Linked DNA regions of Homo sapiens: all the other regions are linked to region 4. Evidence: chromatin loops called from intact Hi-C (ENCODE). Cell type or tissue: Caco-2. All regions are shown on one strand. Region 1 overlaps LOC105373933 (a long non-coding RNA gene). Region 2 has its middle 86 kb from the start of SPP2. Region 3 has its middle 200 kb from the start of LINC01891. Region 4 has its middle 92 kb from the start of LINC01891.

What was found. Peaks named below come from ENCODE experiments on the same cell type or tissue, not always from the same donor. Only the 100,000 strongest peaks of a DNase experiment are listed, where the experiment ranks them.
Region 1: it touches region 4 in a loop (9-fold over the local background); 12 of 110 quality-filtered maps call a loop at or near these places.
Region 2: it touches region 4 in a loop (10-fold over the local background); 8 of 110 quality-filtered maps call a loop at or near these places.
Region 3: it touches region 4 in a loop (9-fold over the local background); 5 of 110 quality-filtered maps call a loop at or near these places.

What each region holds. Positions count from the first base shown.
Region 1 is chr2:234,286,063-234,291,062 of GRCh38, forward strand. It overlaps LOC105373933 (a long non-coding RNA gene), which reads right to left. Exons shown (of 4, transcript XR_007088124.1): 3 at 951-1,092. Among named protein-coding and RNA genes, the nearest start is that of LINC01891, 170 kb to the right of the region's middle. RefSeq lists an enhancer at 4,901-4,950. In Caco-2, a CTCF peak has its summit at 3,016 (motif pointing right); a DNase peak (open chromatin) is centred at 3,069.
Region 2 is chr2:234,133,927-234,138,926 of GRCh38, forward strand. No RefSeq gene overlaps it. Among named protein-coding and RNA genes, the nearest start is that of SPP2, 86 kb to the left of the region's middle. In Caco-2, a CTCF peak has its summit at 1,921 (motif pointing right); DNase peaks (open chromatin) are centred at 1,995 and 2,695; H3K4me3 peaks cover 337 bases.
Region 3 is chr2:234,253,699-234,258,698 of GRCh38, forward strand. No RefSeq gene overlaps it. Among named protein-coding and RNA genes, the nearest start is that of LINC01891, 200 kb to the right of the region's middle. In Caco-2, a CTCF peak has its summit at 4,594 (motif pointing left); DNase peaks (open chromatin) are centred at 2,483, 3,033 and 4,623.
Region 4 is chr2:234,360,221-234,365,220 of GRCh38, forward strand. No RefSeq gene overlaps it. Among named protein-coding and RNA genes, the nearest start is that of LINC01891, 92 kb to the right of the region's middle. RefSeq lists enhancers at 2,528-3,727, 2,825-3,555. In Caco-2, no CTCF peak of the experiment used is centred here; DNase peaks (open chromatin) are centred at 2,891, 3,671 and 4,571; H3K4me3 peaks cover 237 bases.

The DNA.
Region 1 (5,000 bases), 74 kb before region 4:
ATGAATACAATTTACTTTTGTAACTGAAAAAAACCATAAAATGTGGAGAAGAGACCACCAACAGTAGCAAGCATGAGAACGCTTCTGGGAAAAGCTGAGTTCCTAGGCAGATGGATAAATCTGTGGCAGCTTTTGATATTTCTCAAAACAGAGCATTAAAATGAGTCACAGCCTCTCGCATAGCTTTTTATCTTTCCTAAATTGGAATCCTTATCATTCTTACAAAGAATTACCAGCAATAACATGCTCATTTCCTGGCATAATAATTAGAAACCCAAATAAATGAGTATTTTTATTTCCCAAACGCTTGGGCCTGGTATGTGAGCCCTGAGCCACAATTCTTGACTCCAGGGTGACGTGGCCACTGGGGTGGCAGTCAGAGTCAGACCACCCTGACACGACCTCATCTGTGTTATTGGTGATTCACTGCACCTGACAAAACCTCGTCTTGGGCACTCATTCCCTCCTCACAGGAACTGCTGTGAGGATGTAATGACAAGATACATGTGCAACTACTCTTCGCGGGTTGCTTGGCACAGAGAACTCACACAAATACGATAAAGACGATGATGGTGGTGGCTGATTTGCAGGATTGAATGGCATGTCAAAAATAGTAGATGTGGCTAAATAAATAATTGAAAACTCTCATAATTCAAAAACTTCATATAAGAGGAAAAGACAAATGAAACATTTTAAAAGACCTTTAACAAACCACTTTTACATGCCAATACCAGTAGATAGTATGCAAAATAACACTAATAGAAGAAACATACAGTTGGTTGATTAAAGCAGTAGAGAAATGCTTCATCCCCACTCTCCAAACAGCCTTATTGGTAAATTTTTCCAAACCTACCACCTCTTTGCAGCCCATTCCTTAGCTGTCCCCTAAGAGAAGTAGATAATTCTGGCCAGTCCATTTCAGAAAAGTAAACTCTGGGATCTCAGCTCACCTGTCCCCTTTTCTGTTTTGGGAACCACATGCCTGCAGGAGCGATCCACCTCTGCTCCTTTATGCTGAGTCTCCCAGGCAGTTCCCACACCAAGGAAGGCCGAGCCAGCTCTCTGTCCAGCTGTCAGTCCAGCGAAGTCAGCCTGGGATGGAGAGAGGGGGTGTTGCTGAATTCATAACTCATCTAGCAGGCCCAGCTGGCAACCACAGGAGGCTGCAGCCTCTGCCTTTGTTTTATCAAGACTTGAGGTAGTATTTTAGCCCCTTCTGTCCCTCTTCGGCCTTATTTCTGAAATTGCTGGTTCTGTGGGTAGGGAAAGTAACTGCTGTTCATTGGGTTCCTTTAGAGACTTCAGCCACATCTGCAGAAGATACTCAACTGGACTGACAATTAAATAAGGGCACATTAAAACAAAAGTAAGGCCCAGGTGCAGGGGCTGACGCCTGTAATACTAGCACTTTGGGAGGCTGAGGTGGTTGGATCTTCTGAGGTCAGGAGTTCCAGACCAGCCTGGCCAACATGGCAAAAGCCCATCTCTACTAAAAATAATTTTTTAAAAAATTAGCCAGGTATGGTGGTGCATGCTTGTAATCCCAGCTACTCAGGAGGCTGAGGCAAGAGAATCACTTGAATCCAGGACATGGAGGTTGCAGTGAGCAGAGATCGTGCCACTGCACTCCAGCCTGGGCAACAAGAGCAAGATTCTGTCTCAAAGAAAAAAAAGTGAGAGGGTGTTCCCACCTTCCCTGCTGTTCAGGGCAGAACAGGAACAATGGGTACGTTCACACCTGTCCATGGGGAAACCGCTGCTGCTCATCTGGGAGGCAGTGGGGCCATGACCATAGTGAGCTTTAAAACTGTTTGGATCCTTTGACCTCTTGATTTTGCTTCCAGGACTCCACCCCAGCAATCAAGATTCACAAACCACCTTTTCCTTATAGCATGGTTCATAATAGTAAGATTAAAGACAATAGAAATGGCCAATAAAAGAAGAATGACTATATAAATTATGGGCCAGCCACAGAATGAAATGTGATGAGGCTATGCAAAAGAGGGCTTATAGAACATTTCATAACGCTTCCGTAGGTAATGCTATTCAACAACATCGAATATAGCATGATTAGTGAAGTACATATCCAATGGTGCACTTATGATTTGAAAGGAGATGCATGCAAACGCTAATGGGATTTATATCATTTATATCTTGAGAGCTGGATTGAGAGTGATTTTTATTTTGCTTCTGTATTTTTTTTAACATTTTCCACATTACCTGCAAAGAGAACATCCTACTTTGTTTGTTGTCTTTTTTTTTTTTTTTTTTTTTTTTTGAGATGGAGTCTCACTCTGTCACCCAGGCTGGAGTGCAATGGCATCATCTTGGCTCACTGCAACCTCTGCCTCCTGGCTTCAAGTGATTCTCCTGCCTCAGCCTCCTGAGTAGCTGGGATTATAGGCGCCTGCCACCAAGACTGGCTAATTTTTGTATTTTTAGTAGAGACCGGGTTTCGCCATGTTGGCCAGACTGGTCTTGAACTCTTGACCTCAGGTGATCCACCTGCCTTGGCCTCCCAAAGTGCTGGGATTACAGGCGTGAGCCACTGCGCCCAGCCCATGCTGCTTTTTAAGAAAGAAAAATCATAAAACACTTTACAATTAACACCATGTGAAATAAGGCCTGTAGAAACACAGAAGATAGAGTTGTGGGCCTAGGCTTATTCCTTGGCCTGCCGGGCGGGGAAGGACATCTGAACACTAAAAGGTTCACCTATAAGAAAGAGGAAAAGTGTCCCAGCAGGAGAAACGGCCTGTGGGGAACACATAGAGATGCGGTGTGAGAGGCAGCTGCCTGGGAGAATTGTTCTCCCATCCCTGTTGCGGCAAAATGTTGCTTACAGGCTCAGACACGTGATGCTCTCTCCACGGTCAGGATCTACCTACTAGAAGCTCCTGTTTCACCTGTGCCCTAATTACAGCCACCCCCGCGCCCTTCTCCACCATCACCTGAGTCAAGTGCCTACACCTCTCTGTTCCCTACGTTAGGGCCCACGACCAGCTGAGCCTAACATCAAAAGTTCCCTCTGTGACCAGAAGAGGGCGCGGTGGTGCAGGATGGGCGTCCCAGGAAGGCCAGGACTTAGGTTCAAATTCCCGTTTTGTCCATTCCTGTAACCTGTGAAGTTCACGTGGGTAACATGCGTGTGACAACACCTCATCACGGGGTTCTTGCGAAATCAAATACAACAGTGACATACAAATGGCTTGCAAGCTGAACTCCTGTGACTCTGAGGGATTACCAACTTCTGTCAATACTTTATTCAGTGTTGAACCCCCAGGTGATGCGTGGCTCACTTTACCTGAACCTTCACCTCCCAGAGAGGTCTTGGCATCTGCCTGCTTGTAGGGACTGTGGCCCCTGTCCATGCCCTGCTCCTGCCCTTTGAGTTCCAGGGTCTGTCTGCTGTAAAAGCCTGCTGGACTCTGCTCCTGACTCAGTTTGACCAGCTGGCTGGGCTCTGGTGTGGCCCACAGCCTAGGAGGAAGGATGTTGTGTCCCGGCCAGGTGCTCATGGGCTCAGTGAGCAGCACTTTGAACTCTAGGCGCAGTAACAAGGGCCTCCCTCATGACCCCTCATGACCAAATGAACCCTCGACTCTGGGGAGTGGTCCTCATCTTGCCACTCTATGCCTTTATACCCAGACCCAAATTTCCTCCAGGGCAGTGGTCTGTTCTTACCTGCCTTTCCAAATGCCAGTCTTCCACCCTAAATTCCAGTGTCCATGGATGGGGACCCATCACTGCTGTCCAGGTTCCGAGTCACCCTCCTGCCTCCATTTTCACCACATACCCAGCCCAGCCCAAGAGATGGGACCTCTCTGATGGGAGCTCTCAGGCCTTTGCTTTGACTCTGACTCAGAGCCTCCCCGGACAGTGGTGCAGTGTGTGCACTGCTCACCCCCAGGCAGTGTTGCTCATACTTCAGTCTATAAAAAGCAAGGCAAGGCCTGAACAGCTGCAAACAGCAGCCCTGCTAGGGCATAGCTTTCCAGCTGTGATCCAGGCATGTGGCCCTGGCTGCTTCATGAAAGGCCCTGGATCTGAGCCCTGGCCTGGCCTCTTCCAGATGTAAGATGGGGAAGAGCTCAGAATCTCTCTGAACCTCCATTTCCTTAACTGTAAAGTGAGGGGCTGGATTGCTTGATTTCTAAGCTCAATTATCTAGACATGCCAAAATGTACTATCTACCTGATTCTAGAATCTCTCAAACCTGCCCTAATCTGCCTGTACCAATGGGCTCTGGAGAATGTCCTGATGTCACCAGATTCATGCCTGAGATGAAAGCCTTAGGATTCAAGAGCCCAGCTCTGTCCTTCTCCAATGCAGCCTCAAACCTCCTGCTGTTCCTGGCCCCGTGCTAGCATCCCCTTCCCACCATCACAGGATACCCTAAAGGCCCTGATAACAGACATTTCCATATTACTGGGCTCACGCCTTCATGGTGGACCTCCTGGAGGTGGGCATAGCCCATGCCCAGGTAGAGAGGAGCAGGAAGGCATGGGCATGTTTGGGGAGGTTGAGAGAGACCAACCTGGCTGCATCAGATAGAGAGCACCAGTGGCTGGTCTGGCTAGGAATCCAGGTCGGGGCCCTAGAGTGGCCACATTTACTTGCTTTTGCTAAGGTAATTTCAGGTTTGGTAAGGCAATGAGTGAAGATCTGTTGGGCAGGTGGTCTCTTGGTGCCCTGTAATCACGTACTTGAGTCTGCCTCCCTCATCTCACCCCAGTGGTGACTCATAAATCAACACCAAAGCCAGTTACGCTGCCATCCGGCAGAACTCGTGCCCCAGACACCTTGGGAGGAAGTGGAGCCAGAAGTGAGAACACTCTCTGAGGGTGAAAAAACTCCAACAGTTCTTCTGTTCTCACGCCGCGCCACAACAATCAACACAGAAGGCTTCTACGACCAAATGTGTGGGGATTTCTCCCCACCACCGAGCAAACTGCCCAGACATGGACACCGGCATGAACTGGGGGTCCTCCAGTTAAGTT
Region 2 (5,000 bases), 230 kb before region 4:
AGTGTTCAGTCAAGCAGAGAGTCTTTGCCACTATCGGCTTGAAAATGGTGAGACCCAAAACACAGAAACATGGCACACGTGGTGGGAGTTATGAGCTCAGAAGGCCAAAGGGAATCCTTCTGGGTGCCCCCAGGAGTCTAGACCCAGAGGACTAGAGTCTGCACCAAGAAAGCCTTTTGCTTGTGTTGCCTTTAGAGAAGAGGAGACCAGCTGGGCAGCACCGCCCCTCCTGGGTTACGTGCAGCTGAGACACTTGTATCCCGGCAGTGAGCCCCGGCCATCTTGATGGCCGATTCCTTGTTCCAGACCGGGGCCTGTTCTCTTGGGATTGTTCTTGCAGGACCCAATATGCACAGTGAAGGAAAAAGTAAGTGTGGAGGAGTGACTGCAAAACCCGCCAGGTCTGATGGGGAGCATGACCCAGAAGCTGAGCCTCAAGGCTCCCAGCACTGTTGTTTCCGGAGTTCCTCTGATGTCCCTGAGCTCCTGGCTCCCCATCTGAAAATGAGGGCGAACATTCCCCTTTCTGCCTCACAGTGTGAAGGTCAGTCACATGGTGTGTGAAAAACCCTTGTCACCTGTAAAGGGGCTCTCAGTGGAAGTGACCTGTGCATTCCTGCAGCCAGAATCAAGCCCGGCACTCCTCAAACCTGCCAGATGATAAGAACCCCTTGGACAGATGCTCACATGACCAGCCTCATCCTTGGAAATGCTCATCAGTGGTTGTGGGTTGAGGCATGGGAATCAGTGCTGAGTAAGTTCCCTAGGGTAATTCTTCTCCTCGGTGGCTGGGGAAACATGGACTATCTGATCGGGTGGTTCTCAGGCTTGTCTGCGATGACCTGGGGGAAGATAACAAAGAGAAAGACTCCATTTTTTATGTTTGACCACTGATGGCTTTCAATCCGTTATCTTTCCCTCCCGCTGGAACCACATCCAGGCAAGTTGATGAGAACATTGATGCCTTCTCCCTGGGTGCCTGAGTGCCCGTGGGGAGTTCAAATCCTGGCCTCTGTGCAGGAACCCTCAACCTGGCTGGCTCACTTTTAACCACAGTAAGAACCAATGCTACTGCCATTGCACCTACTTTATTTTCTCAAGCCCCCTGGACTGTATGGAGCCCAACTTGATCTCCCAAGAAAGTCACATTATGTGACCCTTTTCACAACCTAACAATGGAAGGGACCAGTCTGGGCAGCCTAACCAATTTTGGATGGCGGTTAATCCCACCCTCCATGGGGCACCTGCATGACAGGGGGCTTCAAAGGTCAATGCCTGGCCTGCAGAGTCAGATGTGAGCATCTGGGAGGCAGCCTGGCCATCAGTTTAAAGGTTCCTGGGTGATCCCTGGTGATTGCTGGGTGCAGTGGGGACTGAGGACGTGGGTCTCATTCTCCTCACGTCCCATCCAGTTGACTGTAGCTTTCTCTTAGCTGGCCTTGCCTCAGCCTGGTGAGAGCAAAGTCTGTGCATTTTTTGTTACCTTTCTATTCCCGGATCTTAGCTGAAATGCAGGCGCTGCTTAATTGACAGAAAGAAATGAAAAGGAATTGAATGCTTAGAAACAGTGATCGCATATCAGCCAAGTATACAACAAGAGTCAGGCCTCCCCCACTTTGACACTTTCTCCTCTCTATTGCTATTCATTTTGGGGACCTTTGGGGTAAAACTGCATGTTAAAATGTAAGGAATAAGACTCCAGCTGAGGAATAGGATTTTCACACCTAGAGTTTTTAAAAAATGCAACAGAGTCCGGTATCAAACTCTAAACAGAAACTGGATCGGGGATTCTTTAGAAGGGATTCCTAAAATGGGTGGCCCCAAGCCTAAACGACTTCAGTGGAATCTTCCAGTCTTGCATTCACCGTTACCAGCTGTTTGTAATGGGAGAGATTCAGTGACTCTTATCGGGCACTAGATGGCGATCAGGCATCAATAAGGCCCAACAACCGCCTCGGACCTGGGACCTGGGATTGGCTCCTCCAACCCTGGCCGCCACCCTGGGAAGTGGCCATTGTCATCTTGATTGTCTGTGGGAGACCAGTGAGGCTGGCGGTGGGGATTAGAACTTCACCCAAGGATCACACCCTCCTTCAACCCTTCCTGTGCAGCAGGTTTTACATTCATGTGCAGTGACCGCAGCCGAGGATGTGGGGCACAGCCCGTGAGAGAGACCAGGAGGTCAGCAGTGGTGGGAGTGTTGTGTGCAGTGCAGCCAGGGACCACGGAACGGGTCTCTGTGGCCGCTGGACCCTGCCCCACGGGCCTCAGGGAGGAAGAGCTCTTGAAGGCCGAGAAGGGGCTGTGCTCTAAGCCTGCTGCCCAGGCCTACCCTGCAGCCCCCAGGATGGTTTTCAGGATGCCTCTAATAACACCCATGTCACTCTTACCACTGGCCAAGCACCATTTTGAGCACTTTCCACAGATCAATGTATTTAATCCTCACACAAGCACAATGGGCTGGGTACTACCATCATTGTCATTCTATAGATGAGGAAACTGAGGCACAAGGAAATTACAAAGTTTGTTCAAAGTCATTTGTAGACCAAAAAAGAAAAGAAAGAAAAATTCTGAGCCCTTCAACCATCTAAATGGACCCCTCCTCTCTGCAAGGACATTCCAAAGCTAACCTGAAAAACTAGTTCAGGCCATGATGGGAGGCAGGGGTCAGAGGTCAGACATGCCTCATTATGCCCTCCTCCCTTTTGGAATTACTGATAGAACATTTACAGTGTATTCTCTCTGAAGCCTGCCACCTGGAGGTTTCACATGCATGATTAAATCTTGGTCTTCACAACCCTTTATCTTAACCCAGACATTCCTAAGTCCTCTGACAATAACTTAACTCTTTCAACCAATTGCCAGTCAGAAAATCTTTGAATCTGCTGATGATCTGGAATCCTCCTCCACTCCAAGCCCTGCAGCTTCCAGTTGACCCACCTTTCCGGACAGAACCAATGTTCATCTTACATGAATTTGATTGATGCCTATGTCTACCTAAAATGTATAAAACTAAACTGTCCCTGATCACGTTGGGCACATGTTCTCAGGATCTCCTGAGGGCTGTGTCATGGGCCATTGGTCACTCATATTTGGCTCAGAATAAATCTCTTCAAAGATTTTACAGAACTTGACTCTTTTCATCAACACATTCAACAAGTAGGTGACAGAGATGGGATTATGCTATTTTTTGAGACAGTTTCACTCTGCCACCTAGGCCGGAGTGCAGTGGCGCAATCTCGGCTCACTGCAACCCCACCTCCAGGGTTCAAACAATTCTCCTGTCTCAGCCTCCCAAGTAGCTGGGATTACAGGTGCACGCCACAAAGCCCGGCTAATTTTTGTTTTTTTTAGTAGAGATGGATTTTCCCCATGTTGGCCAGGCTGGTCTTGAACTCCTGATCTCAGGTGATCCGCCTGCCTCAGCCTCCCAAAGTGCTGAGATTACAGGCGTGAGCCACCGTGCCCAGCTGAAAAATGTTTTAGATAAATTTTGTTCAATTGAAAAAAAAAAAAACAAAAAAAACAACTTATTACCTCTTCAGACCTCCTTGAGATGAAGCAACTGACTCCCTCTCACAGGAAATTTCTATGACAGTCAACAAAAGCTGTCAAATTGCCTGCCTTTGTTCTTTGAGAAATTAGAACAGCCTCCAATGCCTGCAGGTTACATTTCCAACCAGTGACTCATTTCATTGAGATGGGTTCTTTTTCCTGCAACGATAGCAAGTTTGTTATACTAGTTGGGTCTTGGTGAGAACACTGACTAGGAACCAAAAAGAATTCCACAGCCCAGGACAATTAGGTCAAGCCATGAAAGCCCTTTAATTCTGGTAAAACCCCCTCAAAGGGGCATGTGAACGTAAGTCTTCACAGCCCTCTGGCGCCAGCACAATGGCAAAATCACTCCACCCAGAAGCACTTGGCCCCCAGCTGGGACGTTCTGGGTTCAGCCTGGCTCCTTGTCCCAAAGGTCCCTGGTTGGCACAGTGGGGCTCTGCACCATCTATCTGGTCCTCTCCAGGGATGGCAGGCATGAGGCGGCATGGGCAGCCTCCTGTGCCGGGAGACTCTGGCTTGCAAGTAGAAATTAAATTCATGTCTTTTGCTGTTGGTGTTATTTGGATACAAAATATCGTCTCTTTCAAATTAAGTTTTAAAGCATCGAATTTTAAACTACTGGCAAGATAGTGTGAAAACTACAGTGATTAGAAGGGCTTGGAACTATTCTCAGATTTTAGCTAAAATGTCACTTTCTTAGGGAAGCCTTTTGTGGCCATGCCTTCCCGATCCCTCCGTCATTCAGTCAAGACCTTCTGAAATGCCCTCCAGCACCACCGTCCTTCCTTCATCGTAACATCTTAATTAGTAATTATATACTAATATATGTGATTATTTGATGTGTGGCTGTCCCCAACTCCTTCCCCCAACCTCAAATACACTAAGCTCCATGCTTGTGTTTTTAACAACCAGAGTGGTCAGGATATGCCTCAAAACATCAAGCATGTGAATTACTTAAAAAAAAATGAAAATAAATGAGACGTTCAATTAAAAAAGGGGAAAATTAAGGAAAAAGTGAGGTCCTGTCACATGTTAGCCTGATTAATTAACTACAGGATGGCATGTACACCCAATGGCCTATTTTATCTAAAACATTTTTCAGCTGGGCACGGTGGCTCACGCCTGTAATCTCAGCACTTTGGGAGGCTGAGGCAGTCATTAAAATTCGGAAGTATCGGTTGACTAAGAAAGATGTTCATAAGACGCCTTGTGAAATAAGCAGTTTTATAAAGCAGTCAATGATTCCATGAAAAATACAGAAATGTGCATAAGAAAGAAACAGTTGGAAGTAAAAACTGTTAATGTCAGGAGCAATGACTTCTGAAGGGGAGCAGCTGAGGCAGAAACTCCCAACTGAGTGTCCCGCCATTTCCTCCTCTCCCTGAGCCCCAGCCAGGTCACATTTCCCAGCCTCGCTTGCAGGTAGGTGTGGTCATAGC
Region 3 (5,000 bases), 110 kb before region 4:
GGCCCAGCAAGGTTAAGTGACTTGCTCAGTGTTCTGTGGCCTGAAAGTGGTGGGGTTAGGGTTAGAAACCAGACGGCTTGTTCCACAGCCCTGTGCTGTTGTTAATGGCTATGCCTTGCTGAGATTAGTGTATATGCCAGATCAATCATTCAGAGATGGGTTTTAGGAAAACAACAAACAAACCGAAACAGGATGCCCAGTAAAATTTGAATTTTACATAAATAACAATATTTTTTAGTATAAGCATATCCCGTGGGATATTTGGGACATACTTTCACTTAAAAATTTGTGTTGCTTATCTGAAATTCAAATTTAACTGGGCATATTGTATTTGATTTGTCAGCCTAGCATTGGTAGTAGATGACTAGTTTGGAGATCCAGGAATCTGGGAGTTGGGGTGACCTGGGGATGAGAGATGGATGTCAGTCAAGACAGGCAGGTTGGTAGAAGCAGCTTGGAGCGTCTTCTCATCTTGACCACCAGTCTGACTTCCTAGAAGAGATGCTGATGGGACTCCAGGGGAAGTGTTTGTGCCCTCTGCATGCATTCCCATGTGCGCACACACACACACACACACCATATACACACCCCTGGCTCTCTACCTAGAATGTCCGACTCATCAGGAGCAAGTTGCATGCCCTGGTGAAGCTTAGTGCCTCTGCTGTGCAGGTGGGAGGGAAAGGCAACTTAGGAGCTTTAGAGCACTCCAGGCAGGCTGTAGGCCCCATCTCCTAAGAGCCTATGCTTTTATTTTTGTTTTTGTTAAAGACAAGGTCTCACTCTATTGCCAAGACTGGAGTGCAATGGTGTGATCATAGCTCTTTGAAGTCTCAAACTCCTAGGCTTAAGAGATCCTCCCACTCAGCCTCCCGAGTAGCTGGGACTACAGCCATCAGCCATGTGCCACCATGCTCAGCTAAGGTTTTTTTTTTTTTTTTTTTTTAAGAGAGACAGGGGTCTTGCTATGTTGCCCAGGCTGGTCTTGATCTCCTGGGCTTAAACAGTCCTCCCATCTCAGCTTCCCGAGTAGCTGAGGATTATAGGTGTGCACCACCGTGCCTGTGAGCCCATGCTTTTGAATGAGAGGGTGCTAGTGGGCTATTGTGTGGCACAGCCAAGCTTCCTTTCCAGGCATTATTTGTCTCTGGATGTGAAGCATTTCCTAGCAATCAGTGATGTGTTCTGTGTAGTCCTGTCCACACTGCATTTGCAAAAATCCCTCATGGATGCTGGGATGTGGTTAATTTCTGGTTTCACTTTGTAATGAAGATGCACATGTTTTCTGTTTTATGTTTTGGAGGTACATGTGTCTATGAACATAGAGACAGATGTGGACATATAGATTGATAGTCGCTTTGAAGACAATTTGAGGTGGTTTATGCTGTGGTTGTTTACATGAGAACAATGGGGAGGGAGAAGGAACCCCATGCTCCCTTGAGGTCCTTCTACCTGTCTCAGAAACCCCACATCTCAGATCCTCAACCAGATTGTAAGATCCTCAAACACAGGACAGGTTTTACTTACCTAGTGCTTCCCAGAGATGCCCAGTAGAGAGCCTTCTGCATCTTTCTGTATTTTTCCATTAGCTGATTTGGTAAACCTGATGAAGCAAATACTGTTTGGTTGAAACAATTTACATTGCTCTAGGCAACGCTATTCCTCAGCCAAATGAATTAGATGATTAATAAGTATAACACGTAATTGAATTCAAAGTCCACGTTTGCCATCCCCTAAGCAGAGGAGGTTTCGTTGTATATTGTTATTGATGGAAAGAAACTGAGGTACTTTGGCTAAACAAAAGAGGGTACAGATGGCATTGTGCTTCAACTACACAAAAGGAGCCTGCTTATATACATGCTTGCTGCATGCCAATTTCTGCTCTCTGGTATTTTAGTGGAGAAAGGAGATTTCTTTAAAGACACTAAAGTAAGTATCAACAAAGAAGTGATTTATCTTTATATCAGAATTTTGGCTTGGAGCACAATCAGGATTTTGGGTCTGTTTGGGGCTAAGTAGAAATATATGTGAGACCAAAATAGGTTTTTCCTGAACCTTCAAAACTATACACAGTGAAAGAAATATTAGCTTCAAAAATCAAAGTGATTGGATTTTCTAGAATCTGTATGATATGATGAGAAAATGTATGCAATATACATAAACCAGAATAGCCTTCCTTATTCAATGTTAACACTTTTTATAAGAAAGTATTAGACCTATTGATTTAGCAACTACATAATTATTGGTACTTGAAATACAGGCTTATAGAAACGAAGAAGTCAGAGTCACTCATTCAAAATGTAAGCATAAATATGACTTCCATTAGCAATACCGGATTCCTGGATAGAATGGCCCAGTCTAGTCATCCCAGCAGGTCAAAGTGGCAAACCAGGTCAACACCAGAAGAGGCCCTTACAAATCCAAACAGAAACTTCTTTCTAAACCAAATCATTTGGAAAACACCTGAGCAATCCATGAAGTTTTTTACTGAGGTGCAGACATTCCAAAAGCTAAGCAAATATTCATGTAATGAGTGCCCCAAGACCATCAGCCGTGGACCTGTCGTTACTTCAAACAAGTCAGGATTTCAGCCAGGTCAAGGTTGAAGAAGAATAATTTTGGTCTAAGCACCTGGCATTTGCTCTTAGGTGTGGTCAAACTATATATAGGTGGATGCCGCCAGTCTTTAGTTGAATTGGGCAAAGAACTCTGAGTTCAGTAGGGGTGTGTGTGTCTGTGTGTGTGTGTGTGCATTTGAAATCTTTTTCATCTTTAATGAAATCTATTTTTTAAATGTCCTTCTTGTCTAAGTGCAACTAAGAGAGAGACTGCCCATACTAAGAGATTGGGGTGTTTGCTCAGGGCAGGGGTACAAGGCACACCTATTCCTCACCCAGTGCAAGCTGGGGGGATGGAGGAATTAGATGACTCCTGAGTTCGCTGCTCTAACCAGAGAGGGAAGGGGCAAGCCTGCATTCTTGTCAAGGTGAGGATAATTCTGGCCTCATGTGACCCAGCTTTGCTGATCCTACCAGGTGAGCATTCCTGAAATAACTGCTATCCTCGTGGAGTCCTGTTCCTGGTCCTGTCTACTCAAGAGATTGTGGGTGTCGCCTGCCTTGAGTTGGCCACCCTCATGGGCTTCTTTGTTACTGGCAATCAAAGTCCTGATAACCTTGATGTGATACCCCTGCATTCATCCCAGGTAAAATTCTAATGAAAAGCCACTTCTCTCAGATCATCATGTGGGATGGTAGATTTCACCTGTTGACAGATACCTAGGGATAGATATGGACTTGGAAGTCAGGAGGACCTGGGTTCAAATCCCTACTCATCCACTTGTGGGCAAGAGAGCCTGGAAAATTTACTTACTCTAAAAACCTGTTTCATTGTCTATAAAGATGCAGATAATAACAATGACAATAGAATTTTATATGGACTGAATGAGCTAATCCAATGTAAATGTGTAACACTGGGTCTGATTTGGTAAAAAAGCACCATTTTATAAACATAGAGAGCAATTCAGGATGAGGAAAGGCAACAGAGTTCTATTACCTTTCAGGTCTCAGTTCATGTCAATATCAATTTTGAAATGTCATTCAACAAAACAAGTATATAGTGAGTTCTTATTAGGTGTCAGGCACAAATTCCAGGAGTTGGGTAAGACAGTCAGTGTCCCTACCCTCAGGAAGCTTACATTTTAATAAAGAAAGAAAGGAAAGAAGGGAGACAGGGAGGGAGGGAAAGAAAAAATAAAATGTAATTGATGTAGCAGTACAAACCCTCAGGCATTATGATAGGGGTGACTTTTGCAAATCCCCCCGATATGGTTTGGCTGTGTCCCCACCCAAATTTATCTTGTATCGTAGCTCCCATAATTTCCACGTGCTGTGAGAGGAACCTGGTGGGAGGTAATTGAATCATGGGAGCAGTTTCCCCCATGCTGTTCTCATGGTAGTGAGTAAGTCTCACAGATCTGATGGTTTTATAAAGGGAAACCCCTTTTGCTTGGCTCTTATTCTCTATTTGCCGGTCACCATGTAAGATAGCCTCTTGCTCCTTTTTCGTTTTCTGCCATAATTGTGAGGCCTCCTCAGCCATGTGGAACTGTGAGTCAATTAAACCTCTTTCCTTTGTAAATTATCCAGTCTTGGGTGTGTCTTTATCAGCAGCGTGAAAACGGACTAGTATACCCCCTAACCCTAACCCTAACCAAACAACTTTGATTTTGTCAGAAATAACCAGAGTTGGTTTTCTCAGTAATCACCACCAAATTTCTCACCATTGCATCTGGAAAAGTGGAAACAGCATTCTAGGACCCTGCCAAGGATGGGAAGGCCGGGAGGGGTGTGGCCTGTGTCTCAAGAACAATCTACCTGTAACCAGACAGGGTTGTTCATCTTTAGGAAATCCCTACTGCCCTAAGCTAAGACGGTGGATGTGAAAATGTCCCACTTGCTGGAGGAGGGAGCTTAACCTCGGAGAGAGCATTTCTGAGGCTTCTGTGGCATCTGTTAAGTCTTCAAACACATAGGACTCTCTCCAAGTCAAGCGACGAGAAAGTGCATTTTTCACAGTGCTTGCTGCAGCACGTTTCAGGGAGCATGTGTGGAGCCTCCTGGTGGGGAGAATACCTGGCAGCTGCCAGACACATTCACTGTGGGATTCTGTGGCTCGGAGCACATGTCCTGTGAGTCACAGGATATGAGACAGTGAGGAGGCAGAGGGTAGGGAGAGGGCAAGGCGCTCCAGAGGCTGCAGCAAAGGAGAGAGGGGGATGCCTTATTTCTCTTAATTTTTAACCTATATAGGCAATTTTGCAATAAAATGGGTTGGCTACCAAGTATATTTCCCTAGAGCTCATGAAGCATTGGATCCTTTGATTGCAGAAATCCAAAGATAACAAGGTGAAAATTCAACTCACAATCCATATTTCAATTTGCCATTTGTGGTTTGTAGTGATTGGTCTGAGCCTGTGAGTAATCTAATGGTGAAACATGGTT
Region 4 (5,000 bases):
GAACAAGACTTCCAATACTATGCTGAGTAGGAGTAGTAAGAGCAGGCATCCTTGTCTTGTGCTGGTTTTCAAGGAGAATGCTTCCAGCTTTTGCCCATTCAGTACAATGTTGGCTGTGGGTTTTTCATAAATGGCTCATTATTTTGAGGTATGTTCCTTCAAAACTTAGTTTATTGAGAGTTCTTAACAAGAAGAGATGGTGAATTTTATAAAAAGTCTTTTCTGCATCTATTGAGATGATCATGTGGTTTTTGTCTTCAGTTCTGTTTGTGTGATGAGTCACATTTATGGATTTGTGTATGTTGAACCAGGCTTGCATCCCAGGGATAAAGCCTACTTGATCACAGTGGATTAGCTTTTTGATGTGCTGCTTGGTTCAGTTTGCAAGTATTTTGTTGAGGATTTTTTCATCAATGTTCATCAAGGATATTGGCCTGAAGTTTTCTTTTTTTGTTGTATCTCTGCCAGGTTTTGGTATCAGGATGATGCTGGCCTCATGGAATGAGTTGGAGAGGAGTCCCCCCTCCTCAATTCTTTGGAATAGTTTAAGCAGGCATGGTGCCAGCTCTTCTTTGTACCTCTGGTAGAATTCAGCTGTGAATCCATCTGGTCTTGGGCTTTTTTTGGTTGGTAGGCAATTTATTACTGATTCAATTGCAGATCTCACTATTGGTCTGTTCAGGGAAAGATGATACAATTTTTTTAAGTCAGAAAACAAAAGGCAAGTCCAAGAAGGAAGGGAGTTGTATTTCACTATCTGTTATACCAGTTTCTAAATGGATTTTCCTAAAACCACAGAGGCTGTAGGAAAAGGGGCTATGCCTCACATTGCCCTTGGATCATGCTGATGCAAACCTACACAGCTTTCTTTATGGTGGGACTACTAAGAGTTGTTACCATAAACTGTCAACTGCAAAATGAAATTATATTTTGTTTGCAGGATTTTCCAAACTTCTTTGAGCAGAGAAACCTCATGTGTGAGAGATGGGTGGTGGGGGAGTATGGGAGGTGTGAGTGCTTGTGTTTCTGCATGTGTACATGAGGTGTGGGGTATGTGTGGGGGAAGTGGGCTTGTGTATGTGTGTCTGCGTGTGAGTGTAGGAGTAGGTGTGTCCATGTGGGTGTGTGTAGCATCTCCCAGGTGTCCCGCTGGGACATGCTACAATAGAGGTAGCCCATACAAGGCACTAAAGCCAACATGTCAATGACTTGTTCTCTCTGAATCAATATTTCAGCCTCTCTCTTGGCTACTGACTTCACAGTTTACATATCCGAGGTCCGGGAAATGACTCTAGTATCAGAAATAGGTCAGTTTTCATCAAGATTCTAGAAAGCCTCTGGGAAGATGGTAGCTTTGAGCAATTTGTCATGACTCCAATGGGCAGAGCTTGAGAAAGCTCAGCATCCCATGCAGATGCATGTAGTCTGCGTGTGGTGAGAACATCAAAGGGGAGGTCACAAAGAGCTTTTGACTAAGGACCTGTAAACCAAAAAGAAAATGTGAGGGCCCCCAACCATCTGAATGGACTTCCTCCTCTAGGCCAGCGTGCTCTACATTTAACCTGAAAGACTGGTCTGGGCCCTGACAGAAGTGGGGATCAGGCATGCCTCACTATACTTCTCTGGCATTAACATCAACACAGACTTGAATTCTGATAAGAAACATCTACGGTGTGGTGGCTCACGCCTGTAATCCCAGGCTGGTCAGGGGTTCGAGACCAGCCTGCCCAACATGGTGAAACCCCGTCTCTACTAAAAAAATACAAAAAAATTAGCCGGGCGTAGTGGTATGTGCCTGTAGTCCCAGCTAATCAGGAGGCTGAGGCAGGAGAATCGCTTGAATCTGGGAGGCGGAGGTTGCAGTGAGCCGAGATTACACCATAACACTCCAGCCTGGGGGACAAGAGCAAGACTTGGTCTCAAAAAATAAAAATAAAAATAAAAATATATAAATAAATAAATAAATAAATAATCTACCTATGACCTGGAAGCTCTCTCTCCCCCAACCCCTTGGAGTTGTCCTGGCTTTCTGGACCAAACCAATGTATTAATATATCTTAAATGTATTTGATTGACAGGTCACGTCTCTCTAAAATGTATAAAACCAAGCTGCTCCCCGAACACCTGGGGCACATATCCTCAGGGTCTCCTGAGGGCTGTGTCATGGGCCATTGTCGCTCATATTTGACTCAGAATGAATCTCTTCAAATATTCTACAAAGTTGGACTCTTTTCATCACCAGACCCATTGTCTGTGCTTATGTGAGGAAATGCAAGTAGAAATAACTGAATATAGGCTGGGCACGGTGGCTCACGCCTGTAATCCCAGCACTTTGGGAGGCCAAAGTGGGTGGATCACCTTAGGTCAGTTGTTCGAGACCAGCCTGGCCAGCATAGTGAAACCCCCTCTCTACTAAAAATACAAAAATTAGCCGGGTGTGGTGGCAGGTGCCTGTAATCCCAGCTACTTGGGAGGCTGAGGCAGGAGAATCGCTTGAACCCTGGAGGCGGAGGTTGCAGTGAGCTGAAATCACACCATTGCACTCCAGCCTGGGCGACAGAGCAAGACTCTTTCTCAAAAAAAGAAAAAAGAAAGAAAGGACTGAATATTGACGTAGCCAGAGTTTCTTTTCCTACTCTCTTCCTAAACTCAAAAAAAAAAAAATTGTTTTCCTTGAGAGAAGCTTTAAACAAAAATGATGGCTTTGATCCTTCTGTAAAGAATTGTCTTCTCATCCCAGCACATCACGGCCATTCTGCATCCATCCATTCTGCCCTGGGACTCCCTTCCTTTGGATCCACCAGGTGTAAAAGGCACCAAGCTGCCCTGATCTGGCCCGGCTGGTTTCGTTTATTTGTTTGGTGACAAGGTCCATTTACTGCTCTCCCCCCTGCTGACCATCCTAAATCACACTGCCATTCCAACCTGTGGGATGGGAGACTTCAAAGGGCTGGGTCTGAGCCCTGCTTAACATTTGTGAATGCTGAGTCACTAAGACACTTGAAAGGGAATCTCAGCAGGTCCCTTGAGAAATTGCCATTAATTTTGTAGCCAGAAAAGCTTTAGAAATATTTACTGCCCGTCTTCCCTTTTGCTGAGGTTTTTAGCAAACATTAGAAGCAGCACTAATGAGCTCCACAATCCAGCGTCTGAAAAGCTCTCTGCAGTGAATGTTCAACCCCAGAGGTGGGGCAGCAACTCAGAAAAGATCACCATTGAAAAGAATGAATTTGAGCTCTCACAGAGTTGCATGTGAAAAATGACTTATCAGGAAGCACTTCAGGAAACTTGGACAGGCTTAAACTATGAGATCCTCGGTGTGAAATTGTTTTGTGGACAAACAACATAAGTGACAGAGGTTTTCTGCAACACAAAGAACTATTTTTAAACTCTGCTTAAAACAACAACAACAACAAAAAACACCTGAGGGTGATTTTTCCTTTCGGAAGAAAGATACAGCTCCCCATAATTCCTCAAGTCCCAAGCCCCGAGAAGATACAGCTGAGAAGTCCATCCTGGCTGAGCAGGAACCAGCAACCCAGGGCAAAGCAGAAGAGGTATTAGCAGGGCATCTTGGATGAGGAAGGCTGGATTCCACGGGCTGACAACTGTTCTGTTCTTTGAAGTCTCTATTATTGAAAAGTTGATGCTTGAGCAACTGCAGATCACGACCACACTGAGAGTGCTCTGACATTCGCGATAAGACCTGGCTTTTGAGAAGGTCCACGTTCCTCTCACTTGGTCACTTGGGGTGAACCCAGGAGCAATCCCTGTTTATTTACCTTTGTTATATTTTGATGCAAATTCTTGTCGAACTGTGATAAACATCTAGACTAGAAGAGACCCTGACTGCTTCAGGCAAATAGAACCTGTGTCTCCAAGGACTGTGTCCAAAGAGTAGTAGAATAGCACACTAAGTTTGCAGATGACGGGCACCTCTACGGCCATCAGGGAACAGGCCCCAGGGAGGAAAGCATGCTGAGAGCCATTGATTTTTTTCCCACTGGAGGCTGCTGCCTCCTTGGACCTGGAGGCAATCAGAGTCCCTCTTGTAAAGGGAAGTAAAAACTTAAAGTGGCCAAGCATGGGGGCTCATGCCTGTAATCCCAGCACTTTGGGAGGCCAAGGTGGGTGGATCACCTGAGGTCATGAGTTCGAGACCAACCTGGCCAACATGGTGAAACCCCCGTCTCTACTAAAATAATACAAAAATTAGCCGAGTGTGATGGCAGGCGCCTGTAATCCCAGCTACTCGCAAGGCTGAGGCAGGAGAATCACTTGAACCTGGGAGGCGGAGTTTGCAGTGAGCTGAGATTGGGCCACGGCACTCCAGCCTGGGTGACAAAATGAGACTCTGTCTCAAAAACAAACAACAAAACAACAACAACAACAAAACTTAAAGCATTACAGTCAGAGGCGTTGGAATCAGCAACTCCATCTTGAGTAGGGGCTGGGTAAAATAAGGCTGAGACCAGCTGGGCTGCATTACAGGAGATTAGGCATTCTAAGTCACAGGGTGAGATAGGAGGTCAGCACAAGATGCAGGTCCTAAATACCCTGCTGATAAAACAGGTTGCATTAAAGAAGCTGGCCAAAACCTGCCAAAACCGAGATGACCTCTGGTCGTCCTCATTGCTCATTATACACGAATTGTAATGCATTAGCATGCTAAGAGACACTCCCACGGGCGCCATGACAGTTTAGAAACGTCATGGCAACTTCAGGAAGTTACCCTATAAGGTCTAAAAAGGGGAGGAATCCTCAGTTCCGGGAATTGCCCACCTCTTTCCCGGAAAACTCATAAATAATCCACTCCTTATTTAGCATATAATCAACAAATAACCATAAAAATGGCCAACCAGCCCCTCATGCTGCTACTCTGCCTGTGGAGTAGTCATTATTTTATTCCTTTACTTTCCTAATAAACTTTCTTTCAATGTATGGATTCACCTCAAATTCTTTCTTGCGTGAGATCCAAGAACCCTCCCTTGTGGTCTGGA